4 separate regions of the Mus musculus genome follow, and all the other regions are linked to region 1. A link is a loop called in an ENCODE intact Hi-C map of the cell type or tissue named here. Cell type or tissue: heart. All regions are shown on one strand.

Evidence for each region. A loop is a pair of places that touch in the nucleus more often than their neighbours do. Peaks named below come from ENCODE experiments on the same cell type or tissue, not always from the same donor. Only the 100,000 strongest peaks of a DNase experiment are listed, where the experiment ranks them.
Region 2: it touches region 1 in a loop (5-fold over the local background); 28 of 42 quality-filtered maps call a loop at or near these places.
Region 3: it touches region 1 in a loop (5-fold over the local background); 8 of 42 quality-filtered maps call a loop at or near these places.
Region 4: it touches region 1 in a loop (2.5-fold over the local background); 22 of 42 quality-filtered maps call a loop at or near these places.

Annotation. Positions count from the first base shown.
Region 1 is chr13:21,400,865-21,404,864 of GRCm38, forward strand. Zkscan3 (zinc finger with KRAB and SCAN domains 3) reads right to left here and starts at 1,891. Exons shown (of 6, transcript NM_001145778.2): 1 at 1,808-1,891. In heart, no CTCF peak of the experiment used is centred here; a DNase peak (open chromatin) is centred at 1,847; H3K4me3 peaks cover 2,291 bases; H3K27ac peaks cover 1,997 bases.
Region 2 is chr13:21,452,198-21,456,197 of GRCm38, forward strand. It overlaps Zscan26 (zinc finger and SCAN domain containing 26), which reads right to left and starts at 1,530. Exons shown (of 6, transcript NM_001347491.1): 1 at 1,381-1,530. In heart, no CTCF peak of the experiment used is centred here; a DNase peak (open chromatin) is centred at 1,534; H3K4me3 peaks cover 1,784 bases; H3K27ac peaks cover 1,781 bases.
Region 3 is chr13:21,503,875-21,507,874 of GRCm38, forward strand. It overlaps the pseudogene Zfp389. Among named protein-coding and RNA genes, the nearest start is that of n-TSgct2, 13 kb to the left of the region's middle. In heart, no CTCF peak of the experiment used is centred here; a DNase peak (open chromatin) is centred at 2,467; H3K4me3 peaks cover 1,154 bases; H3K27ac peaks cover 668 bases.
Region 4 is chr13:21,466,316-21,470,315 of GRCm38, forward strand. It overlaps Nkapl (NFKB activating protein-like), which reads right to left and starts at 2,186. Exons shown (of 1, transcript NM_025719.3): 1 at 732-2,186. The coding sequence starts at 2,126. The coding sequence ends at 939. In heart, a CTCF peak has its summit at 2,410; a DNase peak (open chromatin) is centred at 2,226; H3K4me3 peaks cover 1,877 bases; H3K27ac peaks cover 978 bases.

The DNA.
Region 1 (4,000 bases):
CTATCAATTCTGTTCATGATAGTATGTCTAAATTAAAGCTCCTACTTTATAGCACATTGCTGTACCTGCAGATGAAGGGATCTGTTGTCTTGGCCTCTAGTTAGCTGTAAAAAGAATGAAAGAAAGACAGGGGAAGGAGAGCAGGAAAAGGAAGGAAAAGGGAGGCTGGTAAGGACGGATGGGGGAAAGGCAGGAAAAGCATGACTGAAGAGGACTATAAGATTTATGGCTGAATGGTGGGCCTACTACTGCAGGTGAGATGGAGTTTCTCTCTGATTCACATTCAAATCTTTACTAATGTCATTTTAAATAGTAAACAAAACCTTATCTTCTTTCTTTCCTGAGTACAGGCCAAAGCATTTTGTTGGGATCAAGGAAGAAGAGTAGAGCTGAGGCTAGAAAAATGAACACTGATACATTCTTAATAACGGCTTCACACACTCACGTTTTGTCAGCTTGCCTATCTGGAGTCTCACCAGCTGGGCAGAGTACAAAGGTACAGGATCAGAAGACTGTTTACCAACACAGGCGTTTGCCAAATAAGTAAACCAAAGACAAGGGTTTTGTTTTTGTTTTTGTTTTTTGTTAAGTTACAAATAGAGAAAAGAATGCTTCAGGGATCCCTGTATACCCTCAGGAGGTTAAAGATCCAATTCCTTAAGAAAAAGAAGGAAGATGAAAGGACTTTCAAAGACCACAAGAGGCATCAACTCAATGACCATGGCAAACTGTGTATGGTCAATATTAGCTTTAAAAACCTGCAAAAAGAACAAAGGGTGTTAGTGGGAACTCAGGATCAGATCGACTTATCTCTAATCTATCGCCAATCTACCTATCATCACTTCTAACTATCAGCCGTCCGTGTGGTTCTCACACTGGAGAGGAATCTCGCTGAGGGTCAGAAAGCTGGCAGGTCGGCAGCAATGTCTGCTTACAACAGGGTCCTAATCCTTCGCGGTTAGACGCTCCTCCTGTTTCTCAAGCTCCTCCTCCCACCAAAAAAAAAAAAAAAAAAAAAAAAAGGCATCCCCAGGATTTTAAACCTCTGTGAGCCTGACCATTACAAGACACTACACAAACCACTTTTACTCTTTGCTGTGGGATAGGCTCTTTTCCAGAATGTTCTATTTTCCCTCCTAAAATACAGAAATCATTCATTATAAAGAGAACTGATAAATAGTACTAACATTCAAAAGACAACAGCCAGTACCAAGGCTGATCGATGAAGAGAAAGTGCTGTCCTAGTTAGGAAAAGCAACAGGAATAATAACAGCTATCTTTACACTGTGCAGATTACCCCGTGCCTGGTACTATTTTAAGCACCTTTGCACAAATGAAGCCATTTATTCCTCACAACAATCCAGTAAGTTAGGCGACATCATTATCCCCTAAAATAGCAAAACACAGAAAGGTTAAGGGACTGGGGGGAGAAGTCACAAAGGAGCTGAGGCCAGATTCGACCAAGCAACCCGATTCCAAAGTTCTGGCTCTCTTCCAGTACCCCAGAATAAAGACCTTGGAACTGACCTTGTCTCCAGGAAAAGCAAAACTGTGACGTCTCCCATTTTCAAAGCTTAAGTACAAGACCCGAGAATCCCATCGCCAAACGCCCTGAGACTGACCAGACACCCGGAACCGGCCTGAGGCGAGGCGCCCGAGGCCCTGTCGGGCGCTCGGCCCAAGTGGCCACCGAGTTTATCTTCTCGGCGCCACTAGGCCGCGGAGGAAGATGTTTTGTCCCACCCCCAACCCCCACAAGCAGCCGACCCCTGCGGGAGGACGGTAACAGGACGGGACCCAAACCCACCCGCGAACGCAGCACCTCGTAGCACCCCGCAGTCACAAAAGTGTCGAAAGTCCGACCCCGGGGGGCGGGGCACAGAGCACTTCCGGCTTCTCTAGGCACCAGCGACACTCTATGATCCCCCCCTTCTCCCTCCTCTTAGTGGTTGCTTCGTAAAAAGACTTTTAAAAAGAAATTCTTTTAGCTGAAGTAGCAATGCAACATTTTCTCTCCTCCCTTTACTTCCTCCAGTTTTTTCCGTCCTCTTGGTTGCCTCGTAAAAAGACTTTTAAAAAGAAAAAAATTTTAACTGAAGTAGAATTACATCACTTTCCTTCCTCCCCCTAGTCTTTTCTCCTACCCTCTCACTCTCAAGCTGATAGCCTCTTTTCTTTGTTATTGCTACATTCATGTGTGTTTGTGTATATGTATATATGTTGTATATATGTATGTGCATGAACAAGTATATATCTATATCTATACAGATATAGAGATATCTGTATCTATATATGTACATATTCCACTGGCTAAGTTTTTGTTTTTATATGTTATTTGTGTGCATATGATTTCAAGGTTTCAAGACTGCATTGGACAGCTAATAAGAGGGCTCATCTTAGGGAGAGACTAATTCTCCATTTCCCAGCAGTCAATAGTTGCCAGTAGTTCTTTGGTTTGGGGTGGCACCCTGTGAAATTTTACCCCCTTCCATTGATATTGATATTGTCTATTGATACTGCAATTGTTTCAGTCTTGTGTATGCAGCCATTTCTTGGAGGCTGTTTCACAGCTGACATCCTAGATTTCTTACAATTTTTTTTTTGCCTCCTCTTCCTCCATGTCCTCTGAGCCATAGATGCAGGAGACATGATGTGGATGTATCTGTTGGGGTTGGGACCACCATGATCTGTCAGTCTTTGTTCTGTATCCAATTGGGTTTTTAGTGATGGTCTCTATTCTTTATAAAGAAAAGCATCTTGGATCACAGGTGGTAGCTACATTATCCAGGAAAGATGACTCTAGCACCAAGAGACTTTCAAAATTTGTTTTTTCCAAGGACAACTAAGGGAAGATAGCAAAAGAATGAGCTCCTATATAGCCTTCCTGAAATCTCTGTGATGTCAAGAAAAAGGAAAATTATATGTTCTCTATCGTCATAAAGAAGCCCTAGGGAAATGCATAAGAAAATGTTTGTTTAGAAACTGCATGAAAAGGGAAAATAAAAGTGAGAGGAAATTAAACTATTAATTATAAATATATAACAGTATTTTTGTTTTTGTTTTTGTTTTTGTTTTCCGAGACAGGGTTTCTCTGTGTAGCTCTGGATGTCCTGGAACTCACTCTGTACACCAGGCTGGCCTCAAACTCAGAAATCTGCCTGCCTCTGCTTCCAGAGTGCTGGGATTAAAGTCATGCGCCACCACGCCCGGCAACATATAACAGTTTTCAGGACCATTCTGAATGCCCTTTATAGAAAAAGCCAAGATAATTTAATCTTCAACTTATAATTAGCAAATTTAGCAAAGCTACTAAAATTTCAAAATTGATATTGATAGTTACATTTTTATAACAAACACAAATAAGAAAACATCACCTTAAAAGATAATCATTACAGTAGCAAGAAAATATAAAAGAGACCTCAACAGAAACAGAAAGGCTTTATTTATTAAGGATAGATAGTTGAAAGCCAGAGAAATTGGCTCATTCCTATGATCCCAGCATGTGGGAAGCTGAGGAGGAAGAGCCACTTCAAGTTACAGCTCCAAGTTCCAGGCCAGCTTGGAGTTCTGGATTACAGGGTGAGAGCCATCCTCACAAAACAAAACAGCCCCACTCATGGTCATGCAAGTAAACACAATTAAACCCAGTGGTTCACACACACAAAGAGACATCATGTTGTGGTGATCCCAGCCACAGAATTATTCTCATTGCTACTTCATAGCTGTAACTTAGATGTTATGAATCATAATATAAATATGTGATATGTAGTATATCTGATATGTGAACTTGGTGAAAGAGGTCCCAAAGAGGTCATGACCCACAGGTTGAAAGCACTACTATAGACAGCATTGCTTCTATTTTTGTGTCATAAGTACGCGTGGTCTTATTTATCTATATGAAATCTAGGAACTACAAATGAAAGCATGCAATATTTGTCTTTCTGAATGTGAATTCATTTGCTTAGTACGATTATCACCAATTATATTCATCTCCTATAAC
Region 2 (4,000 bases), 51 kb after region 1:
CTTTAACCTTTTTCTTATTGATTAGTCACAGCTCATGTCACAGTCAACAAGCCAACAGAGCTGCTCCACCTGTGCGTCCCTTGCTTAGTCAATCTCCACAGACACCACACTAAGAACGACCTCACACTACAGACGAAACTTGAAGAGTTGAAGAATTTATGATTTTACACAGGTTTCCAAGCTGATCTTCAGGGGTTTGTTTTTTTTTTTTTTGGTTTTGCCCCCCCCCCCTCCAGACCCCTTCCCCCATACACACACAGGGTTTCTCTGTGTAGCTCTGTTTGTCCGACAATTTGCCCTGTAGATCAGGTTGGCCTTGAACTCAGAGATCTGACTGCTTCTGCCTTCCAAACCTGGGATTAAAGACGTGAACCACCAACGGTGGACTGAACTTACCTTTGGTCCTTTTTTAAATCTACAGACCCCCGAATTATGAATTTATTTTTTCCTTCTCTCTCTTGTGTGTGTACATCTGATCCAGAAGCAAAAGCTGTGGGATCCACCTGGCCACAACTACAACAGTCAGTCTTCACTTCCTGCCAGATTTCCTGCCAGTTTTCCTTTTCCCCAAGGCTCTCACTCCCTAGCCCACAATGGGCAATTCTCCCAAGTGCTAGGATTATAGAAATTAGTCACTATGCTCAGATGCAGGTTTTTAATTGCACCCAACTTTGGTTTGCAACCCATTCTTGATTTCATTTCTGCTCATCCTCTAATCTATGCACATTATGGGTGTCCAATTACAAGACCTGTCTGAGTATGTCCTTCTATCACCCAAGACCAAGTTCCTCACACAACCAAATGGCCACTTTGTTCACTTACTTATCCTCTGTGGCAATCTTATTCACTGCGCTCGAAATACCCTGGTGCCCTCGTTAATCCCTAAATAAGACAGACAAGCTCCAGCTTTAGGGCCTCTGTATTCGCTGTTCTCTCACGTATGCCTTTTAAAGCCGCCTCTGTCTACCCATCTATTTCGGATTATCTACTCAAATATTCTATTTACTTACAGTGGTAACTACTTAAACATGCAGAAGCCATGTGTGGCAGCTCCAGCTTATGAGCTCAGAGCTCGGAGATAGAAGGATAAACAGGAGTTCAAATTAAGAGTATACGCCGCCAAATGATGAGGCCAACACGGGCTTCACGAAACGCTCTTAAAACCAAACAACAACAAACAAAAAAAGGGGGAAAAATCCCTCACAACAAAATAAAGCAACAGAACCCAGGAGTGCTGGCAATCTCAGCCATCAGAAAGCTGAAGTAGGAGATACGCTGGAGCTTGCAGTCAGCTTGAGCTGCGCAACAGCAGGAAACCGCCTCACCAACTACGTCCTGAGCTCCCTCCCTCTCCCATGCCCCGCAGCTTCCGTCACGCACCAGCTTCTGGTCCTCCCAGCTCCGAGGTGTGGAGAGTTTCTGTGTATCAACCAGACCCTCCGCTCGAGAGTCCCAAGTTTGCGGGTTCTCTCTCCGCTGGAACCCGATCACCGTACGTCCCCCTCGCCCTGGTCGCAGGGTCAGTCACACGTCTCTCAAAATCTGCGTTCCAGCCCAGTAGTTTCCGGCTCCGCTCTAGGACGATGGGAGGACCAGGACTCAACTCGGTGGTGTCCTGACTGGGTCTAAGTTGAAAGATTTCATTTACATAAATCAGACCATTTCGTTTGACTGTTTTCACACAGAGATGTCATCTCTATCACTAGAATAACAAAGCTCGGGCTGTAATCACAGCCACCAGCAAACAGACACAGCAATTGAATCTTTAGGTTGGGCTTTAGGCAAAAGCTGGCATGATCATGTAGGTTGGATTCTAGAGAACCAAAGTTAATTATTAGTGCTCAAGTTTATTCTTCATTCCCCACCCTTTTGCCACCAAGTTCCAAAGACTCCTATCTGTGCCTTCTTTATTTGGTTGCCTGAGTGTAGGGTTTAGAATTTAGAATTCAATGATATTTGAAGAGAAGTGGGGTAAAGATATGCCGATTTTCTTTCTAAAGTTTCTATGTTATTGTTGTTGTTGCTGCTGCTGCTGCTGAAAAAAAAAGTGGAAAAAAAAAAGTGAAGTTCACTTTGTTATTTTAAGCTTATCTTGTTTGACTTCGAACGAAGGCACTCAACAGAGCTTAGTCTGGTTAATGTATAGTGGTGTCAGTTATATGCTTTGCAGTCTGCTAAGCCAATGGTGTGTAAAGCTAACTCAGAACAAACATGTCAGAACAAACACAGCTTTAAGATGTTTTGTGTGCAGATTAACTCAGAGCAAACAAATCATCTGTTTAAGTCCTTCCTATAGTGTCTAACACAAAGTCCCCTACCACCCTTCCCTCCCCTATAATCCCCCTTGTTAGCCATTTACTTTGATAAATAGGCCACAGTTTGAGGTTCACCTCCAATCATTTGAGTGAGAACTCACATTAGGACTCCATCCTTTCCATGTTGACTGAAAAGACTTTTGCAAGCCCCAAATTCCCATGGTAGGAGCAGATGTCAAATCCCCTTTTAAAGGTTCCAAACCCATAACTATTTCTGGGTCCATTCAAAATTTCATAAAGGGGCTTAGCCATAGAGTCAAAAATTGGGACCAAATTCTACAGTAGCCTGTCATACCCAGGAATATGTTAAATTGCCTGAGAATTGCAAATTTTTGTTCCCCGTTTGTCTAACTGTTAGTCACTGCTTTCCAAGCAGACTCTTCTTTCCAGGCTAGAGGAGGAAACCCAGTAATTCCTCAGCCCGCTGACAGATTTGGGCCCTGCAGGCTAACAGTCCTGGTAAATGGTTTAAAGTCTCCTAGTTCCCAGTTACCTGCAAGTCTTTGACATCCTACTGCAACATGTCACCTTTCAATAGTTGGGCTTTTAAATCTTAACCCAGAGAGATGGTCCAGATGTTAAGAGCCCTTGCTGCTCTTCTAGAGAACCCAGTTCACAGCGGTTAGGCTCTCGGCTTATAATATCCTACAACTCCAGCTATAGGGCATCCAGGGGTTCTTCTGACCTTGTGCAGCAGCAGCAGCAACAACAACAACAACACACACACACACGTACACACACACACTTTAGAAAGAAAATTGGCACATCTTGGTCCTTCTTCTCTCCAAAGATAATTGAATTCTACATTCTAAGCCCCATCCTCAGGCCATCCAATCCTGCAAAGTCCTAGCATCTGTATAATTTAGAGTTGTAAACTGTTAAGTCTGATTCCAGCCATTCAAAGATGGAAAGGATCCTCCAATACTAGTAATAAAAACCGGAGGAATTCCAGGGAATGTGATTCGTCAGACTGTACTGGCTGAGAAGAGCAGAGTATACAACTAGCAAAATATCAAGATTTGCCTGCAGGTCTTATATAAATGCACGTATGAGACTGGGGCTTCTATATTAGTAGTATTATTGGCAATACATGAGTATATTACCGATAAGTCCTATTTCAGAAAATAACTCATAGAATTATTCAGATACAACTCATAGAATTGTTTCAAGAATTTGCATGGTCTTTATTAGATTTTTGTTGTACTGTCAGAACTATGTGCGGTCCTAGATTTGGGACCCTATTCTAAGGCCGTTGAGGATACAGCTCCAATATCTTTCTAGTTGTTGCTGCCCACGCAGATTTGAGTTTCAGTTGCTTTTGAGTCTGGTGGCTAGAGAAAGGGTCCTGGTACCCTGTTTCCTCCTCTGGCTTTACCTTCTCAAGCCTGGTGAAGAAGATAGGCAGGGTCTGAATGCCTGCCCAGTTAGGTAAAATGTAACAGAAATGGAGCTTAGGAATCAGCTTTCCTTTGTAGGATCATCCCAGTAAGATGGCCCTGTGTCTTTCTAACTCAGGATATCAAAGGTAGAAAGAGGAGTGTAGGCCAAGTAATACCCCAGTGGCTGTTCATCTTGTCCTACACCTAGAGGGAGATTTTTAAATTTTTACTTTATTTAATGTGTGTTTTCTACAAGTGTTTCTTTATGTGTGTGTGCACATGTGAGCCACAGCATGCATATGGAGG
Region 3 (4,000 bases), 100 kb after region 1:
GGAATATGAGTATGATGTATGAGTGTGTACATGTGGATGTCTGATGATAACTTTTGGGAGGTGGCTCTTGTCTTCCCCCTTGTTTGAGGAGGGGTTTCTTCTTTCTGCAGCTGTGCTCATACTATAGGTGCTGGACCAGAAGCTTCTGAATGCGGCATTTTTCCTGCCTTTGCCTCAATTTTCAGGAAAAGTGATTATAGATGCCTGCTCCACTGGACATCTGGGTTTCTTATGTGGGCTTTGGATGAGCTGAGTTATTTCCCTGGCCTCTGGAAAACGATTTATATTAAGAAAAATAAAAACAAACCATCTTGAGTTGTAAAGCTGAATTCTAAAGAGAGGACAGGTGACTTCAGAAGCTTGTGTGCAATGATGAAGCTGTTTCCAGCAACTTTTCTTCAGTATTTCAAGAGAGGGTATGTGGATTTTTTTTTTTTTTTTGGTCATATTCTTTTGATGCAACCAAAGGCACCTAGAATACCTTTCCCATGTACATCACTGCTGACATTTTCTTTTGTTATGTCCTTTCTGGTGTTTGGTAAGGTTAGAGTATCTTCGGAAACCTTCCCCACACTCATCAAACTCGTAGCATTTCTCTCCAGTATGGATTCTCTGGTGATCACTCGGTTTGACTCTGACTGAATGCTTTTCTACATTCCCACACTCACATGGCTTTTCTCCAGAGTGAACCCTCCGGTGACTAATAAGCACTGAGTTCACATAGAAGGCTTTGCCATATTTCTTCCACTTATATGGCTTTTCTCCAGTATGGATTCTCTGATGTTTGATGAGTGCTGAGATCACACTGAAGACTTCCCCATACTTATCATATGCATATGGCTTTTCACCTGTATGTATGCTCTGATGTTTGATGAGGGCTGAGCTCACACCGAAAACTTTCCCACATTCACTGCAGTCATTTGGCTCCTCTTCATTTTGGACTCTTTGGTATACAATCAAGTGTCTTCTCATACTAAAGGCTTTCTTATACTTGTTAAAGATATTGGGTTTCTCCCCAGTGTGGACTCTTTCATGCACAGTGAGGGTTGAACACTAATAGAAGGCTTTTCCACAGTGATAACACTCATAGCGTTTTTCTCCAGTGTGAATTCTCTGATGTTGAATGAGGCCTGAGTTCTGGGTAAACATTTTCCAACATTCATTGCATTTATGCCGTTTGCCCTCGTTGGGCCTGCCTTTATTATAGTCTTCTAACTTGTCCTCACACTGAGAGACTTTTTCTTTCTCAGGAATTGGTAAAGAATCCTTAGTATGTATGATAGAGACCTTTTGGTCTGGGTCCATCCTTATAAAATCTTTTAAAGTTAATGTTTTGCTCACAACTCTGGCCTTGACTCCTGTAATGACAAACATACATTTTTTTGCAAATATAATTTATGGACTGTAAGTATGGCAATAATACATGATCCAGACTTAACTAGAACTCTCAAGCATTTGTTCCACAATATGAGGGCACTAACCAAACAGGAGCCAAATCACAGATCAAATGTTTTCATTCACCCGCATCAAGAGAGTAACATCACAGAACTACCAGAATGAACATCTGACACAAATAGCTATTTATGTCTGTCTTTCTTAAAGGTAAAGAAAACAATGAGTACACACAAATATAAAACTAAGGAGTATGGGCTGGGGACACAGGTCATCAGTATAGAACTTGCTTAATTTGTACAAGACCTTGGGTTTGAACCCTGGCATTAGAAGAGAATAATGTATAGTCTGTACTTTACAAAACACTTAAGAATAACGTTAAAATAAACTTAAAACAAAATAGATGTTGAAGAGATTAGCAAATAGTGTAGATGAAGAATTTTATGAGTAAAGAGAAGAAAGCTAATTTAAGTTTGGAAAAAGAAATAACATCACTGACAGAAATGGTTACCACCTAAAAGTCCAATCATTTTAACTGTAAGGGGGTTGAGGGGTACGCTTAGTTCATTCTAACAAGGTGGTCCATTGTAACGTGCTCTTGTAGTGGCTGCTGCTATGAAAACAGAGTAGCTTAGCAAAAGCGTTGTCTAGTCCCCCGTGAAAACTGTGACAGAGAAAATGCTTTATCAGTTCACTATTCTAGATTTACAAGTCAGACCATGCGGAGAACCTAGAGTGCTACCAGTTGCATCCCTGGAAAGCAAAGCTAATTTGTCCTCCAAATTCTTGTTATAATAATTGCCTTCCTGTCTTTTTTCCAGTTACAGTCTCTACAGTGGCAATGTGCATCCCTCCCAGTATGCACCCCCAATAAGCTACCGTGAAAAGGGCAGATCAGTAAAACAGTAACAGTAAATTCCCTTTGGGTAACATTTTCAAAGATGAACACAAACCTAAGGGAGGAGCCCAGAGCAGAGACAATTAGGACCTCCCCCTGCGGAAATTCAGTATTCACCCGCATTAACCAGTCGCTCCACAGACTGCAGTTCTGAGGAACCGCCCGGGCCCCGCCTCGGTCCCGCCCCGGTCCCGCCCAGGTAGGGAGCCGGCTCTCCAGAGGAGAGGAGAGGGTGAGGGGTGGAGAGTACGGGACCCACGCGAAAAAAGGAAGGCTGGAAGTGCAAGGCAAGAACAGGCTTGCCCTCTGCAAAACCCTGGTGCTAACTAGGTAACGAACTCACCCAGAAACTGACTGACTGAGAGGGCCAACTGCCAGGCTAGAGGAGCTCAGCTCGCCCTCTGGCACGCGGACGCTTGGTGCTCTCTAGGATGCCGGAGGTTTTCATCTCTGTGGTTAGTGAGCTCGGGCCAGCTGGTAGTGAAGAAAGGAGGCTATGATTACTCAGAACGTCTTCAATAACATTTTTATTTCCTTAACCACGCAGAGAAGAAAATAAAACACTCTTCTAAAGTATAAGAAAACTAAGTTTCTGAGGTGAGACATATGTCAACCCGAATTTTCCTTCCCAGGTGGATCACCTCCTGGGCTTTTAGCTCTCAGTGATCAATCTCAGAAGTAATTTTCAGTGGCTGAGAATGTAAACCAGTCATTTTTGCCTAGCAAATCAAGGCCTTGGATTTTATCCTTAGCATAAAACAATAATTTGTAAATTTAAACAGTATTCCCCTAAAACTACCAACTCTTCAGAAGTAGATTTTCACATTCATATAAAATAAAACTAGGAAAATAAAACAAACAAAAAAAGAAGGGGCCTGCCTTAAGGGCTATAAAGCATATTATAAAGCCATGACACATTAATAATGCGATATGGGGCAAAGGAAACAAATGGTATAGCTGTCCAGAGATGGGTGTAATGAAAACAGTAAGAAAAAGAACCATCTTCAATAAATGTATAAGAATAAATGGATAATCTTTTGGAAGGACATCAAACTGGATCCCTACTTTATGCAACAGGAAGCAGTTCCAGTAAGTCAAGGCCATAAATGCTAAACATAAAACCATAAGATTGTCAGGGTAATGTGAGAGGCATTTTTTATAATGTTAGAGTAGAGAGGCTACTGTACATTGTGAACACAATCCAGAGGTCCTAGGTGAACAGAAGGGAAGGACGAAGTTCCTGAACAACCAAGGTTACGAATGTGTCACAGCCAGGTTGGATTCCTTTCCGTTCCAGCTTCACTCTGAGCAGACTCTACCAAGCCGTCAGGATGTCTGTTCTCACCAGAGGAAGTAATTGGCATTGATTTTTGTTTTGTTTTGTTTTGTTTTGTTTTGTTTTGTTTTGTTTTGTTTTGTTTTTTTAAAGTCTCAGACTGGGGATGTCATTTAGTTTCACAGTAATTGCTAGAGTTTAAGGGCTTACTCCTCAGCATGGAGAGAACACCTTCAAAATCATAACTTCTCTGAAAATTATTCCAGGACTTTCAGAAGACCACAGATTGTTAAAGACTAGCACTTACAACTCACATTTCAGGATTATATTACTCAAATGAACTGGAAACAGTGGATTTGTAACTTTTCATTGCTGTAATAAAATACCATGGCCAAGTGTCCTGATTGGTGAGATTCTGTTGTTGTTGGTTTTAT
Region 4 (4,000 bases), 65 kb after region 1:
TATAAAAGTTCTATTATATCAGTAATTTCAAGAATAGTATATATTAACAGATTACCAGAATATTGTTAGCACTAGACTTGTATACCATTGGCATTTGCATATATGCATACCATTTGGGTCAAGCCAGTGATCGCCCCATTGGTACTAAGTAGGAACAGAGGAGAGTGTGGCCCAGGGTCGGATGAAGAGCACTCCTATCTCACTTTTACAACATACAGCATTTGGTGCTACTTTCATCTTATGAAGAAACAGCATTGGTTCAAAGTGGAAAATGCCCAGTCCCTTCAAAAAGAAATGTTCTTTCAAGAGATTTGGCAGCTCTTTTGTTTTAAAAGGGAAACCACTTTAAAGAAAACAGAGCCATAGAAAAGGATGGTGGGAAAAAGTTCAAGGTGTATTAACATCCTGCTAGAAACAGTTTCCCAGACTTTCCAGTTACAAAATTCCATCTCCTTAAACAAGTCTGCTAACTACAGTCAGAAGAACACTGCCCACTGGATCCAAATAGTTCCAAAACGTTCAGCTTCTTGGGCATTGCTCTTACGTTCTTTTTGTCCGGGGACAAATGACTCCAAAAATTAAAATCCTCCTGACGGGGTTAGGGGGAAATCACCGTAGCAGATGGGGGACTAGGCACTTTTCAGTTTAGTAGTACTAACTTCTATTTTGCAAAATACAAACTTGTATATGCACAAAAACCATGGAAGGATACAGAGACTTTTTTTTTTTTTAGGGAGGTAAATCATGGACTGAAGTGACATTCAACTTTTTAGTCATTTTTCTGCAATGTTTGTAAAAAATTTTAATGACATCTCAAAAAGTGCTTTTTACTAACACAGTAGGTACAATAGCACTGGTAAATGGTAAAACCATTTACTATTACTTTGGCCATACAAAGCCTTTGTTGTTAAACGTCCCACAGTGAAACAAACAGGTTGTCACTTGTCATCTTTCCCTTTTGTCTTTCTGTACACCATTTCTCGAAAGCTGGCTAGGATCTTATTTTCTCTCTTCCGCCTCTCTTCTTGGTTAAAGGATGCAAGGGCTCGTTTCTCATCAGCACTGTAAATCTGGTTCTCTTTACGCAGTCTTACAGCCTCCATTCGGCGATGCCTGCTACCACTCATGACGTAACCTGAACATTCAAATGAGGCAATCTCTTCACTTGTCAACCCAATTTCACCTCTTCGTGGGATACGCTTCCCGGCTTTTACATATTCAGCCATTGCTGCACCTTCACCAGGAAGCAGAGCATGGCCATAATTCAAAGGTTTCTCATCTTGAGAGGTGTGTATCACAGGTGCTTCTGGGCCTATTAAATCCATGCTCTCTGCACTCATCGACTGTTCCATCCACGCATCTTCTGGCAAGTCCCTTTCTGAAGCTTTGCAGCTTATGTCATTGTATTCTTTTTTAGTCCTCTTCTTCTTGAGCTGTTTTGCCCGATGTTTCTTTTTCTTCTCTTTCTTCTTGGTTTTAACTTTCTTTTTATCACTATCAGAGCTAGAATGACAGTCTGAACTGCTGTCATAATATTTTTTATGCTTCCTTTTGGAAGGCTTTTTCTTTCTTTTTTTCTTTGTTGAATGACTGGTCTTTGTCCTTTTTTCTTCATTGGTGAAATCTGAACTGCTACTCTTCTGATTCTTCACCTCATCTTCAGCTGGTGTATGTTCATCAGAATCTGGCTCAGGAATCTTGGGTGACAGTCCCCATACCTCAGGCGCTCCCAGCTCTCCAATCCTCTCTCTTTCCTTCAGCCTCCTTTGCCTATAACTCTCCTCCTTTTCCTTCTCCTGGTCCTCAGCCCACGAAGGATCTCCCGCATAGTTGTGGTGGTAACGGTATCCACCACAGATGGGAGAGGAAGAGCAGGCAAGCGTACGGATCCCCAGCGGTAGCGGTCGTTCTCCAGACCTGGGGCGGCTGATGGGATGCAGTGGCCGGACGCCCTGAGCACCCCGCGGAGGCTGGAGCCCCTCAGGACCGCTGAGGAGAGAGCCGAAACCGCCTCCCCGAGGTGATCGGCTAGTCTGTAACGCCGACGGTGGGCTCTCCGAGAAACGTCGTCGTTTCTGAGAGCCCAGAGTGTCCTCATTAGGGCGAGATCGGGATACAGGCGACATGGTCCGCCTTCAATCAACCACCGCGGTGGCGGTTATTCCAGAAGTCACAACACAGAGAGCACGCAGCTCCCGCACAACCCGCACACAGCGCAGGCGCACTAGAGACGGGCGGGCTGTAGGCGGGTCAATTCCGGGGCGTAGCCCGGTGCAGCCCTAGTCCGAACCGTGGCGCTGAGCCTCCGATGGAAGCGGGAAGCAGCCCAGAGCCTGCGCAAGAGCCCTCTTCAACCTCTGGGGCGTGGACAGTCACTTCACTTCTCACTATTTACATTCCCCACCTTGAGCCCCAGGGGAAACAAAAGGAATTATCATTAATGAGTCCTGCTGTCTGTCTGTATTGCTGTGCTTTTTATTTTTTCGATACAGGTTTTCTCTGTGTAGTCCTGGCTGTCTGTCCTGAAACTCCCTCTGTAGACCACGCTGGCTTGGAACTCAAGAGATTCACAGGCCTCTGCATCCCGGGTACTGGGATTAAAAGTGCTGGCCACCACCTTAAGGCTATTTGCTTTGCTTTTTTTTTTTTTTTTTTTTTTTTTTTTTTTTTAATATTTTCGTTATATACATTTCAAATTTCAAATGCTATCCCGAAAGTTCCCTATACCCTCCCCCCGCCCTGCTCCCCTACCCACCCACTCCCGCTTCTTGGCATTCCCCTGTACTGGGGCATATAAAGTTTCTATTTGCTTATTTTTAAGTGGTGCATATGCTGGCTTGGAACTTGCTAGGCACCACTCAAGCACCAAGATTAAAGGTTTTCATAAGCAGAACTGTGATGGATAAGAAAACTTAACTCTGGACCAGGCATCGCTTAAAATAGCTGTTGATTCGCATGAGTTCCTAGCAGCCTGCATCCTCCACAGAATGAAGCTACTGCTGCGAGATAAGAACGAAAGAATGGGGCGCCTGATACGAGATAATTGGCTTTTGTAACCCTCTTTCCCTGTGGGAAAAGGGACGAGCCGTTTTCTCTATCTCTGTGTAAGGGAGCAAAGCAAATTTCCCACACAGCTGCGGATTTCATATAAGGGAGATAATTGTAATGTCCACCTTTATGCTTCCCATTGCCCTCTATGTTTCCCAATTTGGTCATAAGATTGAGTCCATCTTACTATCAGTAAGAATAAATTTATTGATTTTAATCTAAATTTGGGTTGCGTCTTTCAGTTTTGCCCAGTGGAGTAGAACTATGGAACACAGACATCTCTTCCTTTAGATTTTTGTTAGATCTTTTCTTAGAGTCATATGTTTACCACCGCATGGCTCACCATTCCTTTTCCATTCCTGTCTCCATCTTTTCTGCTGAGTTAGTGAAGGATTCCTATTGCCTTTACTCCAACTACCTGCCTCGATGGGACTTGACAGCTGCCTGGTGCTGCTGCAGATCTGCAGTCCCAGCAACTAAGAAAACCCAAGTAATCATGAGATTCTGCATCAAAGAGTGTTGGGTAACTGCTTAGAGTATGCCTTGCCAAAGGTTCAGTTGCTGGCGACTTAGCAAACAATCCTGTTCCTCTCTATTGGAAGCAAAACCTAAATTACTTCTGGAACTAAAGTTTGAGTTTAAGTTTCTGAGCTAAGTGAATTCCAGAGCATTATGTTCGCAGACTTCTGCTCCAGAAACATAGATTCACTAGTTTACAAGGTTTCTCTTTAAGGACATTTCTTCAGAAATCCGCCACTTGCAGTTACCTTCTGAAGGTACTTTACATCCCATAACTTTTTTGTTTTTGTTTATTTGTTTTTTCGAAACAGGGTTTCTCTGCGTAGCCCTGGCTTTTCTGGAACTCACTCTGTAGATCAGGCTGGCCGCATACTCAGATATCTGCCTGCCTCTGCCTCCCAAGTGCTGGGATTAAAGGTGTGCACCATTGCCC